2 separate regions of the Homo sapiens genome follow, and region 2 is linked to region 1. Evidence: chromatin contacts called from ENCODE Hi-C or POLR2A ChIA-PET data. All regions are on one chromosome and are shown on one strand. The core of a region is the stretch at or near the end of the contact, and the rest is flanking DNA. Distances in the headings are between cores, read along the strand shown.

What was found. A loop is a pair of places that touch in the nucleus more often than their neighbours do. ChIA-PET counts read pairs that join two places held with the same protein, here RNA polymerase II (POLR2A). Pooled maps may share reads with other maps.
Region 2: a loop to region 1 is called in a map of endothelial cell of hepatic sinusoid, with 8 times the contacts of the local background. The contact joins the promoter of SPATA31G1 here to the enhancer-like site in region 1. A Hi-C loop is called at or near these places in 13 of 168 maps with a recorded cell type or tissue (Caco-2, HL-60/S4, K562 and 9 more), 9 of 37 single-sample maps with no recorded cell type and 14 of 50 pooled maps. POLR2A ChIA-PET finds 5 or more read pairs at or near these places in 13 of 52 experiments (A673, B cell, CD4-positive, alpha-beta T cell and 9 more).

What each region holds. Positions count from the first base shown.
Region 1 is chr9:34,998,998-35,005,695 of GRCh38, reverse strand. It overlaps the pseudogene LOC100420114. Among named protein-coding and RNA genes, the nearest start is that of DNAJB5, 13 kb to the right of the region's middle. RefSeq lists an enhancer at 1,872-2,372. Within about 2 kb of position 3,760, at least 3 of the 41 ENCODE cell types and tissues checked have a DNase peak (open chromatin) inside an H3K27ac peak, as active enhancers do.
Region 2 is chr9:35,040,837-35,047,534 of GRCh38, reverse strand. It overlaps SPATA31G1 (SPATA31 subfamily G member 1), which reads right to left and starts at 5,295. Exons shown (of 2, transcript NM_203299.4): 1 at 5,050-5,295; 2 at 1,549-4,674. The coding sequence starts at 5,280. The coding sequence ends at 1,666.

The sequences.
Region 1 (6,698 bases), core at 2,511-5,010:
AGTTCTTTTGTGCTGGAGATGTGGCTGGGGTTTGTCTCACAGTGGAGGCAAGGAATTGCAACTCAGAAATATATTGCTACTTGGCTGCCTCTACTCTATTATTGTACACCTTGAAGGCCAGGTTAATTAGGTCCTGTTGTGGGGTTTGAGGGCTGGAATTTAATTTTTGGAGTTTTATTTAATGTCGGGAGCAGATTGGGTAATAAAATAAAATGCATATTGAGAATAAGATGGCCTTCTGACCTTTCAGGGTCTAGGGCTGTAAAGCGTCTCAGGGTTGCTGCCAAACGAGCCATGAACTGGGCTGGGTTTCTCATATTTGATGAAAAAGAGCCTAAACGCTAACTGATTTTGGGAGAGGTCGGATAAAGAAAAAGGAGCGTTAACCTTGACTATGCCTTTATATCCAGCCATCTTTTTAAGAGGAAATTGCTGGGCAGGTGGGGGAAGGCTGGTTGAGGAATGAAACTGTAAGCCGGACAAGGTGTGAGGAGGGGAGGTGATAAAAGGATTATAGGGTGGGGGAGCAGAGGCTGAGGAAGAATTGGGACCTGGCTCTGCCTGGTGAGGAGGGGAGAGGTCAGATGGGTCTGTAGAAAAGGAAGATTAGAAAGACTCAGTGATGCTTGGGGTTGGGACTGAGGGGACAGGTGGGAGGGAAAGAAGGAAGATTTGGGACTGGTTGCATTGGGAACAGAGACCAGGGAGGAACCGATGTGTAAAAGAATGCCTGGACGTCAGGCACCTCAGACCATTTGCCTAATTTATGACAAGAATTATTTAGATCTTGTAGGATGGAAAAATTAAAAGTGCCATTTTCTGGCTATTTGGAACTACTGTTGAGTTTGTATTGGGGTCAAGCAGCATTGCAGAAGAAAATAAGATGCTTAGATTTTAGGTCAGGTGAGAGTTGAAGAGGTTTTAAGTTCTTAAGAACACAGGCTAAGGGAGAAGGAGGAGGAATGGAGGGTGGAAGGTTGCCCATAGTGAAGGAAGCAAGCCCAGAGAAAAGAGAGTAGAGACACGGAGGGAAGGGGTTCGGGGGTTCTTACCCTCCAGAAAAGCAGGAAAGGGGTCGGGGCACAGAAATAAGGGGTTGGGGTGCAGAGATAAGAGGTCAGGGTGCGGAAATAAGGGATTGCGGTGTGGAAATAAGGGATCGGGGCACAGAGATAAGAGGTTGGGGTGCGGAAATAAGGGATCGGGGCGCAGAGATAAGAGGTCGGGGCATGGAAATAAGGGATCGGGGCTCAGAGATAAGGGGTCAGGGCGTGGAAATAAGGGATGGGGCACAGAGATAAGAGGTTGGGGCACAGAAATAAGGGATCGGGGGTTCTTGCCCCCAGAAAAGCAGAGAAGGGGTAGAGACACGGAGAGAAGGGGTTGGGGGGTTCTTGCCCCCTAGAAAAGTGGTACTTGCAGCTAAGGGTGAAGGAGAAGGGGTTGGGGGGGTTCTTGCCCTCTAGAAAAGCAGAGGAGTAGAGACATGGAGAGAAGGGGTTGGGGGGTTCTTGCCCCCTAGAAAAGCAGTACTTGCTGCTAAGGGTGAAGGACCAAGGCAGGTGTCCCCATGTGGTCAGACACCTCTGAAACATGGGTGAAAAATCAGAGAGGTGTCCCTGCAATGATTAAACACCAAGGGAAGGCTGCCTTCCTTAGTCCGTGACTGGCGCCAGAGTTTTGGGTCCAAGGATAAAATGTGTCTCCTTTGTCTCTACCAGAAAATGAAAGGAATTGAAAGTAAGAGAGGGAGAGATTGAAGGGTGGCGCCAAGATTGAAAGGAGAAAGTGGTTGAGGGATAGTGAGAGAGGTTGGAGAAGAGAGTAAGAAGAGGCCGCTTACCCGATTTAAAATTGGCGAGATGTTCCTTGGGCTGGTGGGTCTGAGGACCCGAGGTCGTAGGTGGATCTTTTTCACAGAGCAAAGAGCAGGAGGACAGGGGATTGATCTCCCAAGGGAGGTCCTCCAATCTGAGTCACAGCACCAAATTTCATGCGCGTCTGTGTGAAGAGACCACCAAACAGGCTTTGTGTGAGCAACAAGGCTGTTTATTTCACCTAGGTGCAGGCGGGCTGAGTCCGAAAAGAGAGTCAGCCAAGGGAGATAGGGGTGGGGCCGTTTTATAAGATTTGGGTAGGTAAAGGAAAATTACAGTCAAAGGGGGGTTGTTCTCTGGCGGGCAGGGGGGGCGGTCACAAGGTGCTCAGTAGGGGAGCTTTTGAGCCAGGATGAGCCAGGAGAAGGAATTTCACAAGATAATGTCATCAGTTAAGGCAGGAACAGGCCACTTTCATTTCTTTTGTGGTGGAATGTCATCAGTTAAGGCAGGAACCGGCCATCTGGATGTGTACATGCAGGTCACAGGGGATATGATGGCTTAGCTTGGGCTCAGAGGCCTGGCAAGTATAATGTGGCATTTCTGGAAATCAGACTCCCCACCCCGACCCCAAGCTTTGTTGTTGCTATTTGTCATTGTTGTTTGCTTGTGTCGTGACTTTACTAATTGTGTAAATTGTGTATTTTTTTTTGTTGTGTGTGGCCACTGAAGTGTCTGCTTGGCTAGCTTAGCCAAAGACTAGACAGAGGTTTCATTAAGTGATTGCACCCAATGAGTCTACCAGTCTTTGCTGGAGGGGTATATACATAAATTTTTCTGGAACTATTTTAGAGTCACTTGCTGGCATACAGGACAACATAGGCTCCCAACCACTGTGGAGCACCAAAGACAAACCAGAGCAGCTGCACATCCTCAGCAGCTCCCAAATTCCAAAATCTTGGGGGATGGAACCATCTCTCCTGGAGTCTCACCTCTGCACAGTGAGGCCCTGGTGGCTACTGTCCTGACTTCTGGTGATTATTTTGCACTGGAGTCTCTCTTTGTTTTAGTCAGTAGAATCTCTAATGCCCACTTTCACTTTCTGGTTTAAATACAGGCTAAAGGTTCCCCACTGCTCCCCCAGCCCCAAACTCTGTTTCATCCCAGCACCTACCTTGGGCCCACCTTCAATCCTCATTCCTGCTCCTATTACTTTCTTTTTCACCCCAGATTAAGGCTTCTGGGGTATCCTTTCCTAGGACGCAGAATGAGGTATAGTCTGTCACCCCAATTGAAGCTCAACATTTGTTGAGAATTTCTAGTTTTTACTCTGTAATTCAGAGATCTTAGGAAGAATTTTGTCTTCCATCTCCCAACCTTGTTCAGTACAGCCTGGCCTCCCAGGACTATGTGCCATTTTCTATTCTTCCTAGAGAATTTCCTATAAGCAATAATATTTGGAACCAACTAGAGCACTGCTTTTGAAAGAGGCTCATGTAGCACTAGTGGGTCCTGGCCTAGAGGATCCAAGAGCTTTTGGTGCCGATGCAGCCTCAGGGCAAATAACAGACACATCTCAGCTAAGGAACAATCATAGATTCTTACAGCCCTCAAGGTACTTATGGGTCAAAGCAGCAAGGGTCTAAGGAAGAATTGATTGGGCACCCAAGAAGCTTCCATATGAGGGGCCCCCCGCCAAGTTTCAGAATGACCTAGGGAAGGGTCTGAGGCATAGCCTGAGAAAGAGTCCCAAAGGTAACCTATCAAGGTGTTCAGAAAGCTACTCAGTAGGGGTTTTGGGGGCTGATTCATCAGAGGAGACCAAAAAAAATGACTTGTTGAGTCACTCAAGGAATGGGTCAGGAAATGACATAAATGCATTCAAGAGAGAACCTAGACTGGAAGCAACTGGAAAACACCCTGAAAGTTCACTTGGGCAGGTGGCCTATATATGTGTGTTGTTCATAGCTTGCTGACAGTGATATATTGCTCCCTTCTGGGAAGTCCTATAGCTACTTGAAAACTGGAAATTTGGCACCCTCAGTGCAGGAACACTGCCTAAATACCTCTTGGAAGCTTTCCTTTCTTGATGCAGGTGCTACACAGGCACTAGAAGCCTAAGTGGTATGGTTTTGAGCATGGCAGAGATAGAGTTTACCTCTTTAAAGTCTCTGAATCTGTAAAACTTAAGGTGATAGAGACCCAATCATGGCTCCTTTCCCAAGTCCACCTTTATCCCTCAGCCACCCATGTTTCAGGGATGGCTAAATTGAGGTTGCTTAGTTCCTTGAAACAAACAGGCAGGTCGGGAGATAAGCTGATCACAAGAAATTCAACCCCCACCCTGGAAGTCCTTTCCCTGCCTCCTCAACTGTGAGCAAGGAAGTCCAGAGGACCCTGAGTTCAAGGAGGAGAGCAAACAAACTTTTTAGCTCCTTTTGCCCTCTCCATGGACAAGTCGTGTCAGAGTGGGACTATTTGAGGGCCAAGAGAGGCAGTCCAGAGTTACTTCAAGTTAGACAAAGGCAGGACACACCCAACAGATGAGAGTGGAGTTGTATCCCAACAGACTCTGGCCATGGAGGAGCATTGTCTGGAGGCAGAAGGGGCTCACCACAGAGCATAGCATCTTCTTGGAGTTTTTTCTTTAGGAAAAGGATATGGGAGATTAGGTATTTCTTTAAGAGCCGAAGAAGACAGGGAGGTAGGAAGTCCAAAGAGACTTCAGTTCCTAAGCCACAACAGGAAGATGTCCAGGAGATAAATGCCTATCTGAGTAGTCAAGGAGCTCCGGTGACTAAGGAATACTCCCCAACCAAGAATACTGGTTGCCCAAGATCCAGGATGGCCAAGCCTTAAGGGGATATTACTGTCATACAAGATGAGCAAATGATTGTCATAGTACTGTCATTACAAAATCACACACACATACACACACACCCCTACTATAAAAACATTCAAGGGCTTATCAATGTGAGAAAACCCGATAAAGACCCCAACCCCTCAGGACCAGATTGAACTAGTCTCTCCCACAGCTCTTTTACTATCTTGACTTTTCTACAGCTCTGTGCATGCATGCCTGTCTCTAGGGATGGTTACACAGGCATCACAATAGCAGAAATTCCTCATGCAGTCTCTAAGAAGGGTAAGGTTCAAATTGCAGGTAAGGTTGCAGTCAGCCTTAGGACTTTCTCATTGAAGTGTCCCTTGCCTCAGATAGCCTTGCTTCTAGGCTCTCAAAATCCTATTCCCGGCTGGGCGCGGTGGCTCACATCTGTAATCCCAGCACTTTGGGAGGCCAAGGGTCACCTGAGGTCAGGAGTTCAAGACCAGCCTGGCCAACATGGTGAAAACCCGTCTCTACTAAAAAATACAAAAATTAGCCAGGTGTGATGGTGGGCGCCTATAATCCCAGCTACTTAGGAGGCTGAGGCCAGAGAATCGCTTGAACCTGGGAGGCGGAGGTTGCGATGAGCCGAGATCATGCCATTGCACTCCAGTCTGGGCAACAAGAGTGAACTCTGTCTAAAAAAAAAAAAATCCTATCCCCAGAGTGTGCTCAGCAGGACATGATAATTTCCCAGGTCTTGTGTGTCTACACAGAGGCCAAAGGGAGCAGTTTGGCCCAGCAGACCAGAATCCCAAATCTTCAGGCCTCAGGAAAAATCCTGGACAAGAATTTAGCCACAAGTCAAGAGAGAGGCTACCCTAGGAGCCCCAAAGGAGGAGAGCATTGAGTAGGGGATGTAGGGTGCGGGCATCTCCCTGCTCAGGCCAGGGGATTAGCAGATACCCTTGTAAGCAAGACCCCCTGGTTTCTGCACATTTTCTCCTTTCGAACGGGGTACAAAAGTACCTCAGGTGAAAGGATGAGGAGGTTTTTTTCAGTGTCTTTATTGTGGGGAAAAAAGCCAATTAGTGTCAGCTTAAGCCTGGCCCAGCTAAAGGCAGTGCTGTCTGGATAGTACTGGGGACACTGGCACTCAGGAGGGCATGACTGTCATGGGCCTGATCCTGGAGAAGATGTGGGATTCATGCTCAAAGTCAGCCCCAGGAGGATGTCCAGGGCTAGGCAGAGCCCGCAGATGGGCATTTCTTCAACTATAGGGCTCCTTCTACCCAGACCGCAGGAAAGGGACAAGTGCCCCCTCATGCAGCCACCACTCAGGTCCTGAGGGCCAGAGTTGTCTCTGTAGACACAGGCAGGTCAGAGGCCAGGACAGACATCCCTAGATAACTGAGATTTGAGGATTTGCAGCTGTGTTCAGTGCTTCTCAGGGAGCCTGTGTCCATAGCCAGGCCTCACCAGCGTGGGCCAAGGAGGCCAGGTACCTCTGGCTACCCTCTCCAATGTCCAGGCTCTGTCTTTTACTGCTAGCCACCATGAATATTATATAGTACTATAAGTGTTTAACTGTACATAGCACATATGAAAGCACTTTTCACAGCTATTGTTCATAGAACATGCTTATAAGCCAGAACCATAAAACCTTAATTATAATACATCAACTCCATACTTCCAAAGAACATACCTTCCCACAGGAATATCGACCAGTACTTTTCATCGTACATTCAGTCGTTCATCGTACATAGCACATTACAGTCAAATAAATCCTCGTCACCACAGATATCCCCCCCCAGATAGTGGTTTCTCGCTCACCATCCTCCGTGAAATCAATATCCTGCACAAGAGTGCTACTCTCCTCACTCCGGGCCCAAACACTTGGGGGTAGCTCTTCTAGTCAGCCAGAAAGTCCTTCAGCCTCGCCAGGAGCAGTGGCTCATGTTTGTAATCCCAGCACTTTGGGAGGCCAAGGCAGGCGGATCACTTGAGGTCAAGAGTTTGAGACCAGCCTGGGCAACATGGTGAAACCCTGTCTC
Region 2 (6,698 bases), core at 4,046-6,545, 40 kb before region 1:
CACTTGAACACAGGAGGCAGAGGTTGCAGTGAGCCGAGATTGTGCCATTGCACTCCAGCGTGGGTGATAAGAGTGAAACTCTGTCTCAAAAAAAAAAAAAAAAAAAATGGCTCACGCCTGTAATCCCAGCACTTTGGGAGGCCAAGGCGGGCGGATCACGAGGTTAGGAGTTCGAGACCATCCTGGCTAACATGGTGAAACCCTGTCTCTACTAAAAATACAAAAAAATTAGCCCGGCGTAGGTGGTGCACACCTGTAGTCCCAGCTACTCGGGAGGCTGAGGCAGGAGAACGGCATAAAACCTGGGAGGCGGAGCTTGCAGTGAGCCGAGTTCGTGCCACTGCACTCCAGCCTGGGAGACAGAGCGAGACTCCATCTCAAAAAAAAAAAAAAAAAAAAAAGTGGAAGAGGGAGGCAGAAGAGGTCAGAGTGATACAATGTGAGAAGAACTTGACTTGCCTTTGCTAGCTTTAAAGATAGAAGAAGGGGGTCAGTAACCAAGGAATGTGGGCAGCCTCTAGAAACTGGGAAAGGCAAGGAGTGAATCCTACCCAGAGCCTAGAGAAAAGGATGTAGGCCTGCCAACCCCTTGATTTTAGCCCTGTGAGACATGTGTCAGACTTTTTTTGCGGGGAGGAGACAGGGTCTCTTTTGCCCAGGCTGGCATGTAGTGGTGCAGTGGCTCACTGTAGCCTTGACCTCTCTGGTTCAGGTGATCCTCCCACCTCACCTTGCCCAGTAGCTGGGACTATAGGCATGCACCACCATGCCCAGCTAATTTTTGTGGTTTTTTTGTTTTTTTTTTTTTGTAGAGACAGGGTTTTGTCATGTTGCCCAGGCTGGTCTCAAACTTCTGGGCTCATGCTATCAGCCCATCTCAGCCTCCCAAAGTGTTGGGATTACAGATGTGAGCCACTGCACCCAGGCTCCGTGTCAGACTTCTGACAAAATAAATTTGTTTTGTGGTAATTTGTTACAGCAGCAGTAGAAAACTGTAATACATTGACTAATACAATGTCCAACAAATAGTGCATTAGAAAATGGGTAGAGGATATGACCCGGTGATTATAGAAATCCAGACGGTTACTAGACGTATTAAAAGACACTTGTTTTCATGGCCTTGGAGATGGATGAGCTGACCCAGGGAGAGAAAAGAGCAGAGGGCTGAGAAGAAATGGTCAGAAAGATACGTGGAGAACTTACAGGTCAAGTGGATGAAGAAGAGAACAATACCCAGGACAAAGCACAGTTGCCTAGACTCAGATGACCTGTGCTCGTGTGAATGGATGTAGTTTTTTGTTCACATGCTGTGAAGTCGTTCCCTCTCAAGGGCGGCTTTGGGCTATGCTGACCTGGCCCTGTAGCCTCACCCTATAGAGTAGGGATGTGTGGACTCCAGATGTGATCATCTGTGAAGATCCACAAAAGAGTTAAGCCTGCAGAATCCTGAGTGCTCTACTGGGACTTGAAACTGAGGGGCTATGGCTGTAGCAGAATTGGGAATTGACATTTTCAGTACCCTAGATTCCAAAGAAGACATGAATGGGATTTATCTAATTCAGCTAGTTTATTAGAATTTCCATTTCTTGTCTCCACATCCCCACCTTCCCCCTGGTTTGGCTTCAGGTCTTGGCATACCAAGTGCTAGTATTACCAGCCTTTTCTCTACTGACTAGATTTGGTGGGTAGGGGTCGATGGTTATCCAGGCATTTGGCTAACACCTTTTGCAAACCCCTGGTAAGGGAAGCCTTGAGGGTAGGGAAGGAGAGATACTTCTCCATGTGGGCCCAAGGACAGTGCTTACAGTGGCGAGGGGTCAGGATGTCACTTGCTCTTCGCCCTGCCTCTGGCTGATCCTGGGGACCCGAAGCTTTGGGGAGAAGCAGCTGGGGAAGAGCAGTGTGTTGAGAGCTCTGGCCCCTGTGTTGAGACCTTTGGGGAAATGTGCTTACAGGGGCCTCTACTAGGCTTCTGGCCTGGGCAGGGTGGTTCTTCCCTGTGACTGTGGATAACCCCAACCTTGCAGTCCCTCTTCTATGGTCTCCTGCTTTGGGTTTCCTAGGGTGCTCTCTCTTTTTGGCTGAGGATGAGGCTGAAGCCTTGTCCTTTCTCTTGCCTGAGACCAGAACCTTAGAGTTTGAGGGTTCTCCTGGGCCTGGAGATAGATAGTCCACACCAGCCTCCATGTGTACACATGGCCCTTGGGATGGGACCTGGCTCACCATCTTCCCCTTCATTTTCTCCCCTCTCTGAGACCCTTGTTCCGCCCTGCCAGACTCCTGTGGCTGAAGCTGGGAAGAGGATTGGAAGTGATGACAGTGGGAGGACTGGACAGGCTGAGGTACTGTGCGCTGAACTTCTTGAGGATGACAACTTGAAGAGTGGGGGCATGGATTGGGGGGATAAATCTGCTGTGGTGGGCAGGAAGGGAGTCCCCAGAAGTCTGGAATTGTGGAGCTCAGAATAGGGGAGCTGCAAAATGATTGACTTGGGCCAGGGGCTCTGGAGGCAGGGCTCTGCCGCAGTTTCTTCAGCCTGAGTTTCAGCTCTCTACTCCACTGCCAGGCATGGATCCCAGGATGGGTGAGCAACTCTGGGACAGTCCATCTCTGGGAGAGTGGGGCCTCTGCCTTAACCCCTGGGCACGTTACTCCCTTGGGTAGACCAGGATGAGTGCGTTCAATCTTCACAGCTTCAGCTAGGGTGGGAGGCTGGGGTACTGGGTGTAGGGGATCCACTGCCAGAGGGCTGGGGCCTTGGGGAACTTCTCTTTGTTGCACATTTCTCCACACAAGTTCAAGGTCAATGTGTGGCTCTGGTAGAGGAGTAGAGAGTGAGCTGGGGGCTGGGAGCTCAGTGGCCCAGTGGTTCTTTCTTTGCTCCACTGCCTCCCCGTCAGGCTTATAGTTGCTTTGGTCTGCGATAGGCTCACTTACGTGGGACTTTGAAACAGAGTTTGAGGATGGGCTGGAGCCCCTACCTGGGAACACAGGAACACAGTTTTCTTTTTGCTCCATTTCCCCTACAATAGACTGAGAATCAGACAAGACTCCCAGAGGGCTGGCTCCATGCAGGTCTTGGGGTAAGTTACAAGCTGGGTGCTTAGAGGCCCAGGAGTTTTTTGTCTTTTGTATGTCCCCACATCTAGCTTCAGAATCAGACAGGACCCCCATGGATCTAACTCTGAGCAGCTCCGGTGCAAGAGCTGGGGGTGGGCTGAGGGCCAGAGATGGAGACCTAGAAGCCGAGGAATTCCTGGAATGCTCAGTATCCTTCCATGTAGCTTCTGATGTAGCGAGGCATTCCCCAGGATTGATTCTGTGTGGTTCCATAAGGGTGGTTGGAGGTGTGCTATGAACAGGGTCTGGGGAATCAGATGCCCAGAGGTTCTCTTTCTGCCCCATGGTCTCCCACAAAGCTTTGGATTCAGACAGGACTCCCTGGGGGCCCATTACTAGAGACTCCAGGAGAGGGACTGAGGGAAGGCTGGGAGGTGAAACTGGGTCTGCAGGGACCCAAATATTTTCTCTACTTTGCATGCCCTTCCATGGTGTCTCAGATGCTGGTGGGACACATTCAGGGCTGGTTCCAGAGAGCTCTGGGTTGAGGTCCAAGACTGGAGACTCAAAAGCCCAGAGGTTTCCTGAGTTTTCTCTGCATTCCCACTGGGGCTTATATCTGGATGGATCTTCCAGGGAACTCTCTCTCTGGAGTTCTGGCAGGGAGTCTAGGGGAGGGCAAGGGACTGGCATTGAAGACTCAGAGGCCTGAGGTTTCTCTCTGTATCCCACGGTTCCCCAGAAGTCCTTAGATATAGCAAGTCCTCCTTCAGGGCTAACTTTTCTGGGTTCTGACAGAGAAGCTGGGGATTGGCAGGGGGGTGGCATCGGAGGCTCAAAAGCTTGGGGCATCTTTTTGTGTCCTGTGGTTTCCAAATGAGTCTCATATCCAGGGAGAACTTCCAGGGGGCTAGTTCCAGGGGACTGTGTGGGTGCCTCAGCGCCAGATAAAACTCCCTTGTGGTCCACAGGGAAGGGCCTCAGATGGAGGAGTAGTGATGAGACAGAAGGAGAAGATGGAGGTGGAAGCAGCTGAGGATCGGGGGCCATCCCTTCTAGATCTTCCATAGTATGGGCCCCATGGGTAGAAAACTGGGCTGAGGAGTGATACTGGGGAAGCAACAGGTTGGACCTAGGTAGGAAGGCAAGCTTGTTGAAGAAGACAGAAGAACAAACAGACCACTTCAGAGGAGAGGGGCCACCTGAGCTCAGGAAGATGGCCTCCAAGGACTCGCTGTGCAGAGAGGGGAGACCCCAGAAGAGCTGGCTTTTTCTCTGCTGCTGGCGGTTCCCTGATGCTATCTTGTGCCTCACAGGAAAGCTGGTCAGAATCTGGAAGATGGGGAAGGATCTGGAAGGGCTCACGGGCTGCATGACTGTTTGCTCTGGTATCCCTATAGCCTTGAGGAGGCCCTCAGAACCACAGGATGGCTGGGGTGGGGCTGGAGTGGCTTGCTCTCCAGTGGGAGCTTCTTTGGTAGGAGAACATGGCTTCAGTGGATCCAGAGATGCCTCGTCTTCCCCCTCTTCCTCTTCTTCCCCTTCTTCCTCCACTTCTGATTTCTGCTTACACAGGTGATCAAGGAAGGCCACACGGTGCAGAAGTGGTAGTTCCTGGGAAGTAGATAAAGATATTCTCAGGCATGAAGCCTTTTCAGATACACAAGGTTTGCTATGAGGCACTCAGTCTGCTCCATATCCAGAGTGGACAGTTACTCACCTAATCCCACGTGTGTGGCCAGTCACCTACACAGCTCCTCATCTAGTGTTAATGGTCATTACCCAGTCCTCATTTGGAGATCAGTATTCCCTCATTCTACATCTAGAATCCATGGTCACTCACCTGGCTTCAAATCTAGTGTCAGTGGTTACTCACCCAGCCTCACATCTAGGGCTTATAGTCACTCACCTGGGCCCACATTCATACCAATGACCTCACATGTGGTGTCAGCAGTCATTCATCCAGCTGTACAGTCACAGGTCACCCACCTTGCCTTGCACCATATTCCCAGAGCACCAGGGATGAAGCTGTCGCAACCTCCCAAGCTGCCACCATCTCTGAATCTGCCAAACCACGAATAAGAATAGTGTCACCAGATTTCCTGGACTCTGGAAGCAGCTGCTGCCGCAGTGTCTGCAGGCTAGGGCATGGGTCAGTTGGCCCCAGAGAAGCCCCATATCCCCCTTAGCCCCAAGCAGGTCCTCCAGCAGCCATTCCATTTCCCTTAGCCTTCTGGCAGTTTACCCTGAGGTCATCATTGCATCACAGAACAAAGAACTCCCATCCCCCACAGAGGCCTGGGCTTAACAGCCTTCTCCCTGAATTTAGAACCAAAAAAAATTTCCTCTATCAGGCAATTCATGCTTCACACAGTGAAATGTGGGTGATCCCCTTTTGATTGCCCAGTTCAGAATTATGCTTCAGGCATTGTGGTTAAGTACATGGATTCTAGCACCGAACTGCCTTATTCAAATCATAGCTCTGTCATTTTCCTACCTGTGAAAACTCAAACTACTTAATTTTTTCAGTGCCTCATTTTTCTTATCTATAAAATAAAGATATCATTATCTTTATTTTATAGATATTTATTGTTATTATTTTGAGACAGAATCTCACTGTGTCACCCAGGCTGGAGTGCAGTGGTGTGATCACGACTCACTGCAGCCTCAACCTCCTGGGCTGAAGTGCTCCTCCTGCCTCAGCCTCCTGAGTAGCTGGGACCACAGGCATGTGCCACCGTGCCCAGCTAATTTTTATATTTTTTATTTTTGTAGAGACAGGATCTCTCTATATTGCCCAGGCTGGTCTCGACTCCTGAGCTCTAGGGATCCTCCCGCCTTGGCCTCCCAAAGTGGTGGGATTATAGGCGTGAACCATCTTGCCTGGCATATTATTCTTAGAGGCAAGGTCTCATTGTATTGCCCCGGCTGGTCTTGACCTCCTGAGCTCAAGAGAGCCTTCCATCTCAGCCTCTGAGTAGCTGGGATTACAGGCATGGGCCACTCTACCCAGCACAATAATATTATTACTTACTACACAGGGTTGTTTTGAGGATGTAAAAAGTAAAGTAGAGGTTCCTCTTCAAAGACTTTCCTCTCCATCTTATTAGGAATAAATAGTAACATCTCTTAGAAGCAAAATTTATTCAAAGACCTCTGTTAACATTCTTAAATATCTGCTAGCCGTAATAAATCAATTTACTTTATGTTCTTAGCTTCCACAATTTAGCCTAAATATTTGCCCTGGCATGCTTATATTGGTCCAAGCAAGCATTAGGTCATAGCCTGTTCCTCTTCCTTATTTGAAGGTGTTTTTACCTTTCTCAGCATTCCACAAGTTAACTTCCTCCTTCCTTTGTTCTCTGCCTTTGCCTCTTTTTAAAAAGTTCTAAGTTGTTAGCCAATCAGGACAAATACAGAAAGCGAGGTCCTGTTCCAGCCAATGGAAACCGGACACAGCAGTAGGGTGGATGCGTCAGGCTATAAATGACCCTGCCTCCTTTGTTCGGTGTACTCTTCATGGCAAAACTGCTGGTGAGTGTACCGTTTCTGCAGAAAGTAAAAATAGCCTTGCTGAGGAAATTAAATTTATGTTCAAGTGCTATTTCTTCACGGCACTGGGGAACAAGCATTTCTAA